Linked DNA regions of Homo sapiens: all the other regions are linked to region 1. A link is a contact called in ENCODE Hi-C or POLR2A ChIA-PET data. All regions are on one chromosome and are shown on one strand. Each heading gives the region's core, a stretch centred on a gene start or an enhancer-like site at or near the end of the contact. The rest is flanking DNA. Distances are from core to core; before and after follow the strand shown. Region 1 has its middle 180 kb from the start of SNORD28B. Region 2 has its middle 74 kb from the start of NOX3. Region 3 has its middle 15 kb from the start of TFB1M.

Region 1 (4,715 bases), core at 2,200-4,699:
AAGGAACCACCTGGCTGGTGCATCTGCTTCCAGAGAGGCTGTGAGCTCCACCATATTCCATGCTCCCTGTTTTCACTTTAGCTCTGGTCAGTGATTTTGCAAAAATGCAGAACACATGTCACAAGGGGATTCAGACAAAACCTCGTCTAGAGCAGAGATGGAATTTACAGAGTTGTCATTTCAGCAGTGTTGTCAAGGGCGTTGTCATCCCACCGAAAGGACACGGAAGACTTCCCTCCCTTTGCCTTACAGTAGGTGTAGCTGCCTTTACAGGCAGGTGTACCAATGTGAGGTGTAACAACTCAGGGAAGGTGACACTGGAAAGTGATTCATCTTTATTATTGAGCGTCTAATTTGTCCCAAGCCTAGAGTCACCAACTGTCCCAATTTGGCTGAGACTAAAGGGTTTCCCAGGGCACAGACTTTTAGGTTTAAAACCAGAACATTCCTGGGCAGACCGGATGAGCTGATCATCCTAGCAAAGCAATGAGCTTTCCATTATTTCATGATACCTTCAACCTTATGAAAGAGATATCCTTATGTTTAGAGGTAGAAAATGAGCCTCAAAGAAATTAAATAATTTTCTCCTACATCGCAGCCAGTAGGGCTGGTACGCAATCCCAGATCTCTCTAACTTCTCTGCCCATCACCTCCGGTTCTTCTCAGGCAGCCAAACACCCAGCCAACCTGTAGCACCTTGCTACTGTGGCTGCTGCTGTAGGCACCCAGGTCATATGCTTCCCTGCCCAAAGGAAATCAAGACTTCCTAGGACTTAAACAAAAGCTTCAGATGATCTGAGAACTAACCAGACCTATGAGCAAGGCTTAACTAAGGGCCAATTCAATTAGCACCTCACTGCCACCCCCGAGGGTCCTGCAGAGACTACTGTCCACTGGAAGAAGAATGTACAGCAAAACCACTGCAGATATTTTCAAAAAAAAAAAAAAAAATCTCTCCTACCCTCAACCAGGAGACTTTGATTCAGCAGGCTTAGTAGTGTGCCTGACACACTTAGTGGTGTTTTCAGATAAAGATCTCAAGTCCCCCACATGATTCATGAAGCCTTGATACCCGCCCAGTTCTGCTGCCCTGGGCTAAATAAGACTGAGGCTTACTCCACAGCCTGGTCAGCCTCTGGGCCTCATAAATGAGCCCAGGGTAAGTCCAGGCAAGGCTTTCTCTGCGGTCAAATAAACCACATGGAGGGAAAAGTTTGGGGAAGAAAAAGTATCCCAGCTCTACTATGCAATGTTGGGTAAATCCCTTCACCTCTTAGTGCACCCACATCCTCATTCGTAGCATGGGGATCACACTGTTGCCCACCCAAGGACAGCACACATGAGGCACTGGGCACATCGACTCACCTGGCGCTGACTCCCACACTCTTTCCACACTGGCACCCACTCAACCTCAACTGAGATCCTCAACAATCACATTATTTTGTTTCAAAGAGGTTCCACCCCGTAGGCAGACACCACGGAATCTCACCCATTTTGTTCTGGCCTCTGTACGGCTGTCCATTCTCATCTTTGGAATAACAGTGCCCTTCATTCCCTTCCAGAACCCAGTCCAGCAAAAGAGGCCTCAGTGGGTGCAACTCATAGATGAAATTATAAACTGAAAACATTGTATGTTAAGTGGTGGGCTGTTCTCATTTGAAAAGGAGTGTTTGCTTTACAAAAGGATTACTGAAAGTTTTTAAAATAGAGCCTGAATTGCATTTATCATTAGTTTTGAGTAACAGTAAGTAGTAGTATATTTCCAGCCTCTGAAATCTAGAATCCTTAAGACCTGGTCTCAGGAAGTTTTCTAGTTTATGGAAGAAAATAAGTTTCCATGTTCATAATTCCCTTCCCTTTTCAGTTTCCTTTGCATATTGGCCCCTCCAGGTCTTCGGGACTGATTTGGTGGCCCTCTCCCTTCATCCCCTGCATTTTCTCATTCTAGGGGATCTCATCCATTACTGTTTTGTATCTGCACCAAGACATCATTTCTGGACGTCAACGGCCAATCTTGACCTGAAGGTCTACGTGCATGTCCAAGGTGATGTGCCTGTTATGGGTTGAATTTTTGTCTCCCAATAAAAGATCTTTTGACATCTTAACCCTCAATACCTCCAAATGTGACCTTACTGGGAAACAGGGTCATTGCAGATATAATTGGTTAAGATTCAGTCATAGTGGAGTAGAGTGGGCCCCTTATCCAATATGACCAGTATCTTTATAAAAAGATGACCTTGTGAAGACACAAAGACACAGAGATACCCTGTGAAGATGGAGGCAGAGGTTGGAGTGATGCTGCCACAGGCCACCAGAAGCTGGAAGGGGTAAGGAAGGAGCCTCCCCTCCAGGTTTCAAAGGCAGTGTGGGCCTGCTGACGCTGTGATTTCAGATTTTTGGATGCCAGAATTGTGAGAGATTACATTTCTGTTGTTTTTGAGCCACCTGCTTTGTGATCCTTTGTTATGACAGCCCAGGGGACTCACACAGCTCCCAGCCTGGACTCTAGTGTCCCCCTCAGGAAATGGGACCTCCTACACTCAGTTTCAGGTAGCAGACACCTGGGCACTGTCCTCGGCCCTCCCTTTCCCTCTCCCTCCCTGTGTATCCAGCCCAGCCCAGGTCCCTCCAATCCCACCACTTCACTTACAGCCACCTCCACCCAGTGATGGTGTAGCCTCCTGACTGGCTTTCATGTCTATCTTGCTGCCCTGGTCCACCCTCCACAAGCATCCCGATTGGCCCTTCTCCACATGGGTTCACATCACCGCACTGCTTATTAACACTCTGTGGACTCCACTGCACGTCAGGTGAAACCCACACCACCACAGAACTACCTTGCATTGCCTGATGTCTGCTGTCCCTTCTGGCTTCATCAGCTGCCACCACCGTCCCCTTGATCATAAAACTGGACAATGCTGGCCTTTGGGTCTTCCTTCATGTGGCTGTTATTTTTGCCAAAGTCTCTAACTCCCATTTGCCATTAGGTCTCAGCCCAAAAGCCACTTCCTCAGAGAAGTGCCATCTGTTTCCAGCCCTCCTGCCACATAATCTCTCTTCACAGTCCCCGTTTTCCCCTCGCGGCATTTGTCACAGCTCTTAGTCACATATTTATTAGTGTGGGGGTTGTTCACGGGTGCTGTTGCTTTTCATGTCTTTCTCTCCCTCACTGTGGGCTCCATACGAGCAGGGACAGTATCTATTTGTTCTCCTGGTGTTGGCAGAGAGTAGAACAATGCCTGGCTCCTAGGAGGTGTTCTATAAATATTTGTGGAATGGTCCAGCCTAAATGCCTCTTTTTGTGGCATGATGAGGTATAGGGATGTGTTGATTCTAAAATAAACACTATTAACGCTGGCACTAACTCTGCTCACACCAGGAGGGCTGTGAGAAGGCAGAGCTGCTGAGAAACACCACATCAGGACTGCTGCCTAAGGAGGCGTGGCCAGGCATCTGAGTCCTTGATTTTCTGTGGCCTACAGGGTGCGTCCGGCCAGATTCCTGATGTAAGGGATTACCTGATTGGTTCTTGATGCTTTGCAAAGCTCTTCCTCAAGGATGACCTTACAGAGACTCACAACAACCCCATGAGGGAGGTCCCATAGGCGTCACTATCCCCATTTCCCAAATAAAGACAGAGGGGCAGGGCTCACGCAGCTCATCAGGCCAGGTCTGGTCTCCTCACTGGGTAGAGAGGCCCTTAACACAACAGGAAGTACTGCAGCTTCTAAAGAATGACTTTTTGACAAAAAGCAACATATGAATCTAGCAAGGAATTGATCCTAACATATGGGATTATCATCTGGGTTCCATCAGAGCCACCCCTGTGGTCACATGATCATTGTCTAACAGTGTCATCAGAAGCAGCTGGTAGTTATCCATAACTCTTGGAACAAGAAGAGAAACACCAGCCTGAGTGTTTCCTGGCTACAAGTCATTAAGGCAATTTCACTTACTCATTAAGAATTAAAGAATTAGGCTGGACGTAGTGGCTCATGCCTGTAATCCCAGCACTTTGGGAGGCCGAGGTGGGTGGATCACCTGAGGTCAGGAGTTTGAGACCAGCCTGGCCAACATGGTGAAACCCCATCTCTACTAAAAATATAAAAATTAGCCAGGCATGGTGGTGGGCACCTGTAATCCCAGCCACTTGGGAGGCTGAAGCAGGAGAATCGCTTGAACCCAGGAAGTGGAGGTTGCAGTTGGCTGAGATTGTGCCATTGCACTCCAGCCTGAGCCACAAGAGCGAAACTCTATCTCGAGAAAAAAAAAAAAAAAGAATTAATTAGACAAAATACTGGATTTTTAAAACCAAATCTGTAAGAAAAACAAAAATTTTAGTTCTAACTCTCTAGTGAATGGGAGTATCCTAACGAAATCAGCATCTCCACCTGCAAATTGAAGTTACCTCTCTGGGACCTGCAGTACTCAACTCATCTCTCCTCTGCCTTTCCAGGCAGAAGATCCAAACTAAAGCAGCAATGGGTCAATTTGCCAGACTTATTTATGTGTCAAGTGCCTTTAATGATAAAAAAGGATTGATCCTGCATTCAAGAATGACTCAAAGGTGATGATGGAGGCTGCCCTGGTGATGGCCTCATCCTGGCAGGACAGATCTGCCTGCTGCTGTTAGAGGCAAAGTGGTGGCTAGGCACAATGGCTCACACTTGGAATCCCAGCACTTTGGGAGGCTGAGGGAGGAGAATCACTTCAGC
Region 2 (4,797 bases), core at 535-3,034, 1.0 Mb before region 1:
ACAATAGCCAAGAGGTAGAAGCAGTCCAAATGTTCGTCAATGGATGAATGGGCAAATAAAATGTGGTATATACACAGAATGGACTATTATTCAGCATTAAAAGGAGAAAATTTAAAAAGCACAAATACTGTATAATTCCACTCATATGAGGCATTTAAGATAGTCAAAAGCATAGAAAGAAAGTAAAATGGTGGTTGCCAAGGGTTGAGGGAAAAGGTGTTTAATGGGTAAAGTTTCAGTTTTGCAAGATGAAAAGTGCTACAGATATATTGCACAACAATGGGAATGTACTTAAGACCACAGAACTATACACTTAAATGGTTAAGATGGTAAATGTAATCGCATGTGCTTTTTACCGCGATAAAAAATATTCAAGGAAGAAAGGTTATCTACTGATTAGTACCTAATCACCATTGCCACTTGAAAATCCAAGACAAGAATTAGCAATATATTTTTATCTTAGTTGACAGTAGGATCTTGGATAATTAATATTTGTTGGTGGTTTATTTTTAGGGACAAGAAACATCATTATAGATGCTTCTCCTGTATCATCTCTCTTTCAAACAACTGATATTTGATGGTGTATCTAAATTCATTCCTTTTGGTATGATATGGCTTTCTTTTGGCATTGGTGGTATTTTAATGGGCAAAATAAGTAATAAGGCACTTGTTATTTAAAAATTAGAAGTGAGCATTCTAGTCATCCATTTCTTCAAATTTTCTAAGCTCTACCCTTCTTCCAAGTTAGGTCACCCAAATGCTATATGCCTGGAGAATATTAGTGTTTCCCTTTCTGTAGAAGTGGTTCGACAAATTCCCAATACATTAACATGTTTTTGACCTTTATCCAGGGTCAATCTAAGAAATGGCTTTATGAAGAATACCTCTCTATCATTTGTAAAATTGCTATTAAACACAATGTTAATTTATGTTTCTTATAAAACACACTTGCATTCAATCTCTCTGATTTTTTTTATTTTTTATTTTTTAGTTTGGGAATGTTTGTCTATTTTTCTTATGTGACTATATTCTTCATTTATTATAAAATGAGAATGATATCACCCATTCTGTTTTCTCTTTACCTAGCCTCTAGGAAATCCAGAGTCTATGTTTATATGAAATTTAATAATTATTTAGCCCAGATTTCTGGCATCATTACCAACATCATCACTATTAAGCATTACATCATTGCTTTGTATTTCTTTGTGAATGAACTTTAATCCTGTTACGGATTTAACTGTAATTTCTGAGCTTGTATTCCTTATCAAACAGCAGGGAAGTCTCCCAATTTGTCATTGGAAGGCTTTTCACTTCTGTGCTATTACCTATTGAAGCATTTCTCAAATGTTTAAAAACTGTCCCTAAAGGCAGAAAGAATGAATGAAAATCCTGAAGGGGTTTGGGAGTGTATCTCAAGTAGCTCAGTGCTGGCATAATATTTCTTTGTATTTTATGTTTTATCTCCTCCAAAAACACATCTGCATTTTTTAGAGATAAAAAGATAATTTTTAAATCACTTATCAGTCAACATACTTACCTTTTCCTTTTTAAATCTTTGAGTAAAATTAATACTCAAGGTAGATGTACTATTTTTATCTTGTGACTTTGAAACCCCTTTGATTCCTGACACTAAATGTAACACAAGAGAGACATTGAGAGCTGAAAGTAAACCTGCAAATAACCTTTCCCAATCCCTTCATTTCCTGTGTAATGAAACTTGGGTACAGAAAAGTTCAACCAAGATCTCCCAGAATAGATTTTGTTTCTGGTCTCCTGGGCCAAAGGACTTCCTGTTACATCACATGCCTCATTCTATGGCCTTGCAGCCTAATGAATCATACAAGAAGGCAGGATCAGATGATCTGCAGCTCCCTTTCCAGCCCTACTATTTTGTTTTTGTGCTTCTGAAAGCCATGACTACACTGAGCTCAATAATATAAGTGGAGTTAAAAATAATTAAAGACGTCAATAGCTGTCATGAAGATGCCCAATATTGTGTAAAGTAGTTTGCATCCTAAACACACGACTCACATGAGAATATTTTGAAGGATGCAGCAATGCTCCTAGAACACTCTGTACACAGAGGTGGGTGAAAGTTTGCATTTAAATTTCAACGTTCTGTTCACCTCTATTTTTATATCAGAATGTAAATGTCACAAAGACAGATATCATCAACAGGGGGATATTGTTTGTACGTATCAGTTTCTGGATATAGATTCAGGTCCCTGAGTTATTATTCTTTAGTTAGTGCTGTCCAATAGAGCTTTCTGGGGTCATGAAATGTTTAATATCTGCTCTGTACAGTATGGTGGCCACGAGCCTCATGCGGCTATTGAACACATGAAATGTGGCTAGTGCAACCAAAGATCTGAATTTTATTATTTATTTATTTATTTTTATTTACTTATTATTATTATTATTTTTTGAGGTGGAGTCTTGTCTTGCTCTGTTACCCAGGATGGAGTGCAGTGGCACGATCTCGGCTCACTGAAACCTCCGCTTCCTGGGTTCAAGTGATTCTCCTGCCTCAGCCTCCCAAGTAGCTGGGACCACAGGCGCCTGCCACCTCACCCAGCTAATTTTTGTATTTTTAATAGAGACAGGGTTTCATCATGTTGACCCGGCTGGTCTCCAACTCCTGACCTCAAGTGATCCACCCGCCTAGGCCTCCCAAAGCGCTGGGATTACAGGATGAGCCACTGCACCTGGCCTGAAGATCTGAATCTTAAAAGTTAAGTGTAATAAATGTAAATAGCACATATGGCTTCTGGTGACTGTATTGGACAGTGCAGCCTCTGGGTCTTATAAAAGAGGAGAGATATAGAATTGGAGGAATGAGGTGATCAACTTTCAAAACACAGATACGAAGAACAGGCAAGTCATTTTCTTTTACTTCAAGTCTTTCCAAAGATATCAAATTAATCATTGTTAATCATATTAAGAAATATCTCAGGAGAGGAAAAATATTTATCTTTTTCTTAAAAAAAAGACAATTTAGTGACAGTCATAAAATTAACTGCTTTAAAACGGGGGAAAAAAGTGAACACTAATGCCATCTTGTGGATTCTGGATGCTGGGACATGCTCAGGTTTTGTGAACGTGTGTTCAGTGACAAGCCATGAAGTCCAGAGAGTAGTCACATTTGCCTTTCAGTTATATATTTTGAATGTGTTTGCATGAATTATAGCCAGAGGGCTTCAAAGAATATCCACACATTAAAAATCAATCTTGAAAAAATAAATAATCTTTTATTCTTGATTGACTTGAATGGCTGATAAAGGATGGGCAACTATCTGAATTCAGTAACAATGAGTTTTTGAAAAAAAAAATCATAGTTGGCGCCTGTTTGGGTTCATTTCTATAACAATAATTTAAAACATTTTCCCAATGTCTTCCTTTACCTCTTTAAAGTATCATGGAAAATAAAAAGGAGATACAAAAAAGTGCTTAGAAATTTTCAAGATCCTTGAATCAAAACAGAACTATCTTTCTATATTTTATATATCTGAAAATGTTTTTGATTGTCATGTATAGTTATATTTGCTTCATCACATACCAACACACACACACACACACACACACACACACACACACACACTCCTGCAGTTATTCAGTTCCCTTTTCTCATCTCATATTCCTGTCATTAAATGAGTTGTACGGCCCTCTAGGACAAGAACTCTGCCTTTGGTACCATAGTGCTTGTCAAATATTAAGTGTAATTTACACTTATTAATTGATTTGTCTTCTGGATCTCCTTCTGCTAAGGCTCTCACAGATACTCTCCTGGCACAAACAAGGATATAGGAATTGTTTTTATCCTATAAAATGCTTATCTGATAAAGTTAAAAGGTAATAAAAATGATTTTACATACATGATGGCGATAAGGAGGAAAAATCCTGCACGTGTAATTATGATGAGGCATAAGGAAGAAGAGATGATGATGTATACTTTTTTTCTTTCTATCTGGCCCAAAATGGTGCTGATGATTTGTATTGGAGACATCTTTTAAATATAGTATTAATAAATAGACTTTAAATTATTTGTTTGGAAATTTAAATGTCATCATTGTGTTAGGGTGTTCAATAAGCCTAAATTTGAAGGGAGGACATTGTAATTAATGATGAATTCAGAATTCTGAATTTAGAATTCTGGAAATTTAATCTAGAAAGTAATAAATCATGTGTATTGATGTATCCATGAGGCAGAGATTGAAGAGAGGAGAGGAGAGGAGGGACATCAGAAGCTCAAGCATCAAAAGATTATTTGTCTCCAAAAAAGAATTTATTGGTGCTATAAAGTGGAACAGGAAGACACAATACTGTTCTATAGAAAGAAATTGAGGATTTTGAACATATTGTGATGAACATAAAGTGCAATGTGTGCTGTAAAAGATAAAAACATCAAGTCTGAGGCAGCAAGTCCAATAGAAATGGATTAGGAAGAGTAGCTAAAGCTGTAATAAGAGACACGGTCATTTAGGTTCACCGGTGGAATCAGGAGAAAAGAGCTTCCTAGATCATTGACATAAAAAGAGACTAGAAGGCTTAGCTTTTGCTGGGAATAGGAGAACATATAGACCCAGAAAAAGATATCTGAGAAATAAGAGACAAATCAAGTGTAATTCTCAAGATATAGAGAAGACAGCAATATTAAAGATACTAAAGCTGACAATAATAAAGTTTACCATGTGAAAACCAGGATCATTTCAAATGAAAGGAGAGAGTTCTTTCCCTGCCTTATATCCTGTTTCAGGAATAAATTTATTTTCCAAACATAGGTCAATAAAATAATAGTAA
Region 3 (4,332 bases), core at 390-2,889, 1.2 Mb before region 1:
GGGAAAATAAAATATTTAAAATGAGATTGGTCTAAGTAGGAGAATGAACATCAGGCTAAGTGTTAATTTTGTCCCATTTAGTCAGCTCCATAAATCTTGAGAAGCCATTTTTCTTCTCTGTGCCTCAGTGTCCTCATCTGTATGTTAGAGGGCTTGGATTGGCTGATCCTGAAGGTCACCTCCAGTTCTGAGGTAGTCCTTGAAAACATGAGGACTGAAGCCTGGCCTAAGGCATGGGTCTTATTGTGGTATTGTGGACTTGACCAAATGTTAACCTTTCTGACCTTCAGTTTTCTCCTCAGAAAAATGAAGGGGCTGGGCTATTCTTTAAGGACACCTCTGTTCTGCAGTCCAGATAAATAAAAGTGTGAGGGGAAAAATCTGGAAAAATGCATAGAGTGAAGCTCAGCATGGCCACTGGGTGGCGATCTTGTTCCATGTTAAGAAAAATTTTATGGCATTTACCAAGAGTTTCAAAGTTTGACTTAGCATAGTGAAGAAAGACTTTCAAAAGGATAAAAAAACAGGGCAGCAAAAACCAGAATTATGGGGGAAGTGACAATAAACAGCAATGCCAAATAAGAGACATAAAATCCCTGTAGCCAAGGCAGTAAAACATAGAGGGGTATATGAGAGTTGTGTTTTGGGTATTATTTAAAGGAATATAGGGAGAGGAGTACATTGTAAATTCACATAGTTTTTGAAAAACATGACATAAAAGTTAACTCTAACATTTAAAAATTAAACTTGTAGAATTACCAAATACCTTAAGACTGTGCTAGAGTACTGAAGTCTAAACTTGAACAATCCAAACCAAATCAGTAAACATTTGTTATTTCTTTTGTTTAAATCTCAAAGGAACACTTAAGGGAATTGTAACACTGTTCCAATCTTTTGATATTAAATCAAGTGAGCCAATGAACAAGTTGTGAGCTTTTTTGCATTTTATGGGAGGAGGTGGTCTGTCTCACTTACCTTGAGAATCTTGGGATGATTGTTCCTGGGGCTAGCCATTGCCCCTGCATTGGGTTGAGGGCCATTTCTCGGGGAAGAGCCGAGCATTGGGAGGAATGCAGAGGATAAAGGTTCTCTGATCATAGTGCCGCCCACCTCTATCTCTAGAAAAGGTTATATTCAAAGAAAAACACAATTTTCCCACCAAAGCACCACTCGGCATGAAGGGAAGAACCCAGAGACTCGAAGAGGACCAGGTTCACACTCCTGAAGATGGCAGATTATGTCTCATGCAATAAGCCGAGATCTGACAGCCAGAGGATGACTAGGCCACAGTCTGCCATTTCCTGTTGTTGACTTTTCTGTTCACCATCCCCTCTGGTTTTCTCCCAGTTAGTCCTTATCCTCCTTTTGCTAGGTGGATACAGGTTTCTTCTGAGGGCCAAAGCCTGGGCCCTATTGCTCTGGTTGCCATGGCTGTTTCTTTTCTCTCCTTTCCTTTGATACATTAGCTATTAGCTTACGTAATCCTCTCACCGGTGGATGTTCCCATTCAAAAGGCAAAAAAAAAGTTATATTGCTAAGTAACCTTTAACAATGAATACCATTCATTATGTATTTGCTTAATGATACAAAGGCATTGTTTGCTCTATTGCAGGTGATAACAGCAGATCAAAGACCCCGAGGCCGCCGGAATGTGCTTGAGAAGAGCCAGCAGAGACTGTGTGGAAATTATGCTTAGCATTTATGTTGCACTTTATACTCTTAAAGGATTCTGCAATTATTAATTAATTATCCCACACAATAGCTCTATGAGGAAGGTCAGTGTCAGTAGCTTTATTTTACAGATGAAGAATCAGATAGCAGTTAAGCGATTCCCCCCTTCCCACCTCAACATTTAAAGATCTCATGTCAAAGCAGACCTGGGGTGGGGGCAGCAGGTAAGTTACAAAGTGACTGAAGAGTAAACAGACTAGGGCTGCCTCTTGCCCAGGCTCCACTTCCTTTGATCTGTCTTTTGAAAGCCCTCTGAACATAAGCTAGGTTCTGGACTTGCATACTGCCTCCCTGGGCAGCCTAGTTGCTCTTGCTGTGCTTGTCTTTTCTACATATCCACTGTTGTGTGTGTAATTTTAATTTCCTTTTCATTCATTCATTCATTCATTCATTCATTCAATGAAACTTATTTGGGCATTTATTGTAGTTGATTTGGTTAGGAATATAGAAATGAAAAACATGATTCTTGCCTTTGAGGAACTTCAATTTCTTAATAGGGACACACACAGACACACACTGCTGGAGGACATGGGATGAAAAAGGTGTTAATTCTTCTTGGCAGCATCACGAAGGTCTACACTGAGGAGATGGTGTTTGAGCCAATCTCTTGATAATGCCATGCTTGTGATCCAAGCAGCAGGATCCTGATGGTCCCTAAAGGAGAGATGATAGAAGGTATCCTGAATGTCGGCGACTTCACATTTGCGAAGGCCAAAGCCTGTTAGGTCAGGCCTCCTGTTGGCTAGTGTGATAGACTCTTATCCTATAGTGTTTTAATTATTTGTGTGAATGTTTTCCCTTTTTACGAGACTAGAAACAATTTTAAAATGAGGACAAATTCTGACGGCCCACAGCATATTGTAGGGAATAACAGCAGGAATAGCTACCATGTATCGAGTAAATGAGCCTATTCTGTTTAGTGCTTTACATAGCTGATTAAGCCTGCCAAAAACCTTTGAGGCAGTATTGTTCCCCCACACTGTTTTTTTTTTTTTTTGGGAAAGTTTAAGTAATTTGCTCATAGCTACATAGTTCTGTGTGCTATTGAACAAGCTTATAGTCCCCACATGTAGCTTATAGTCCACGGCAGAAGACAGACATTAACCAATAATAACCATATATCAATGTATAATTACAACCTGTAATAAAGTCTCTGAAGGAAAAAACAAAACATGCAGTATAGGAGAAGCTAGCACAGAATGACCAGATCTGCCCTTGGGCCAGTAGACGTGAGGAGAGATATGAAGGAAAGGCCAAGGTCAGGGAGCGCGTACCTGGAGGTTCTGATGGTGAGGCTGAGTAATGAAAGATACGTGGGTGTTAGGTAGTCCAAAGAGAAAGCATGTGCAAAGGCCCTGGTGTAGGAGGGAGCTGGGAGTATCTGAGAATCAGCAGGCAGGTCTGCTGTATAGAGGAGATGACTGGAGAAGGAGAGGTGGCACATCTTGTAAGATTGTGTAGGCTAGGATAGAGCTTGATGTTTAGAAATGATAGGCATTGCATTCGCAGGTTTTAAGGGAATGCATTCTTTGATGAGATGAATAGTCAATCTGGGTGCAGTGGGGAGAGCAAATGGGAGAGGAGTCAGAGTGTGAGAAGGGAAAGTGGTTAAGAGGGTATTATAGTAATTCTGGGGTGAAATAATGGTGAGGCCAGGGTGGCAATGGTACACAGGGTGAGAAACATGTGTGTGAGATATTTGCAAAGTCAAGGACAGGTCTTGGCGATGGGTGCGAAGAAGTGGGGTGGGGAGGGAAAGGAAGGTGTCAAGGCTGATTCCCAGGTTCCTGGCTTGGACAGGTGAATGGTTGGAGATATATATAGGATGTGGTTTTGTATGCTGGAGGGGGACCAGGAGTTTGAGAGGAAGGGTTCTTGAGTAGGTGGCAGAGGAATAATTTGAATCTAGGTCTGTTTTTCATCAAAATGTGCTTCTCATCAATTCCTGAAACATACACATATTTTTGGAAATCCACACTGAATGACTCTTCCATCTTGCTAGTTCTGATCAGCTTCTATTGTCACCACTGTGATCTTCCGGAAGAAATGCATTCACTTTTGTTGCATAATCAATAAGTGACATCGGTGGGAGAAATGTCCATCCGGACCGGAAGGTATGGGAGGTCCTTTTTGGGAGGTGATACCTGTAATTCCTCAAACCTTGCTATTCAGCAGTGAGAGTTACGCTGCCTACGTTGAGCTCTGGCTCAAACTGCTAGGGTTTGAATCTTGCCCCATGACTTGCTATCTCTGTGATGTGGGCATATTGTTTAACATTTCTAAGCCTCCCTTTCTGTAAAAAGGAGATAATAACAGTATCTTCTCCATCATGAAATTGGCTGAAAGATCAAGGCTGCTGCTAGCCCACAGGACACCTTTGTGTGAATTAGAGAAAGGCTCTCATTCCTCAAGTGAAAAAAGAACTTTTGAAGTTAGTATATTATATACTATCATTAATTACAATTATACAAACATAAAGTCATTCTGAATAAATACTGTACATCAAATGATTAAACAATGTAATATTCATTTTGAATTTTTAATTACAATTAGAAAATCAAATTTATAGATAACAAGTCAAAAATTTTAACAGCAGTTAAT

What was found. A loop is a pair of places that touch in the nucleus more often than their neighbours do. ChIA-PET counts read pairs that join two places held with the same protein, here RNA polymerase II (POLR2A). Pooled maps may share reads with other maps.
Region 2: a map with no recorded cell type shows a loop between it and region 1 (2.4-fold over the local background). The contact joins two enhancer-like sites. A Hi-C loop is called at or near these places in 2 of 37 single-sample maps with no recorded cell type and 4 of 50 pooled maps. POLR2A ChIA-PET finds 5 or more read pairs at or near these places in 1 of 52 experiments (activated CD8-positive, alpha-beta T cell).
Region 3: a map of PC-9 shows a loop between it and region 1 (11-fold over the local background). The contact joins two enhancer-like sites. A Hi-C loop is called at or near these places in 26 of 168 maps with a recorded cell type or tissue (A673, CD4-positive, alpha-beta T cell, CD4-positive, alpha-beta memory T cell and 20 more), 32 of 37 single-sample maps with no recorded cell type and 42 of 50 pooled maps. POLR2A ChIA-PET finds 5 or more read pairs at or near these places in 1 of 52 experiments (activated B cell).

The regions. Positions count from the first base shown.
Region 1 is chr6:156,554,247-156,558,961 of GRCh38, forward strand. No RefSeq gene overlaps it. Among named protein-coding and RNA genes, the nearest start is that of SNORD28B, 180 kb to the left of the region's middle. Within about 2 kb of position 3,450, at least 6 of the 41 ENCODE cell types and tissues checked have a DNase peak (open chromatin) inside an H3K27ac peak, as active enhancers do.
Region 2 is chr6:155,527,372-155,532,168 of GRCh38, forward strand. No RefSeq gene overlaps it. Among named protein-coding and RNA genes, the nearest start is that of NOX3, 74 kb to the left of the region's middle. Within about 2 kb of position 1,785, at least 7 of the 41 ENCODE cell types and tissues checked have a DNase peak (open chromatin) inside an H3K27ac peak, as active enhancers do.
Region 3 is chr6:155,327,277-155,331,608 of GRCh38, forward strand. No RefSeq gene overlaps it. Among named protein-coding and RNA genes, the nearest start is that of TFB1M, 15 kb to the left of the region's middle. Within about 2 kb of position 1,640, at least 2 of the 41 ENCODE cell types and tissues checked have a DNase peak (open chromatin) inside an H3K27ac peak, as active enhancers do.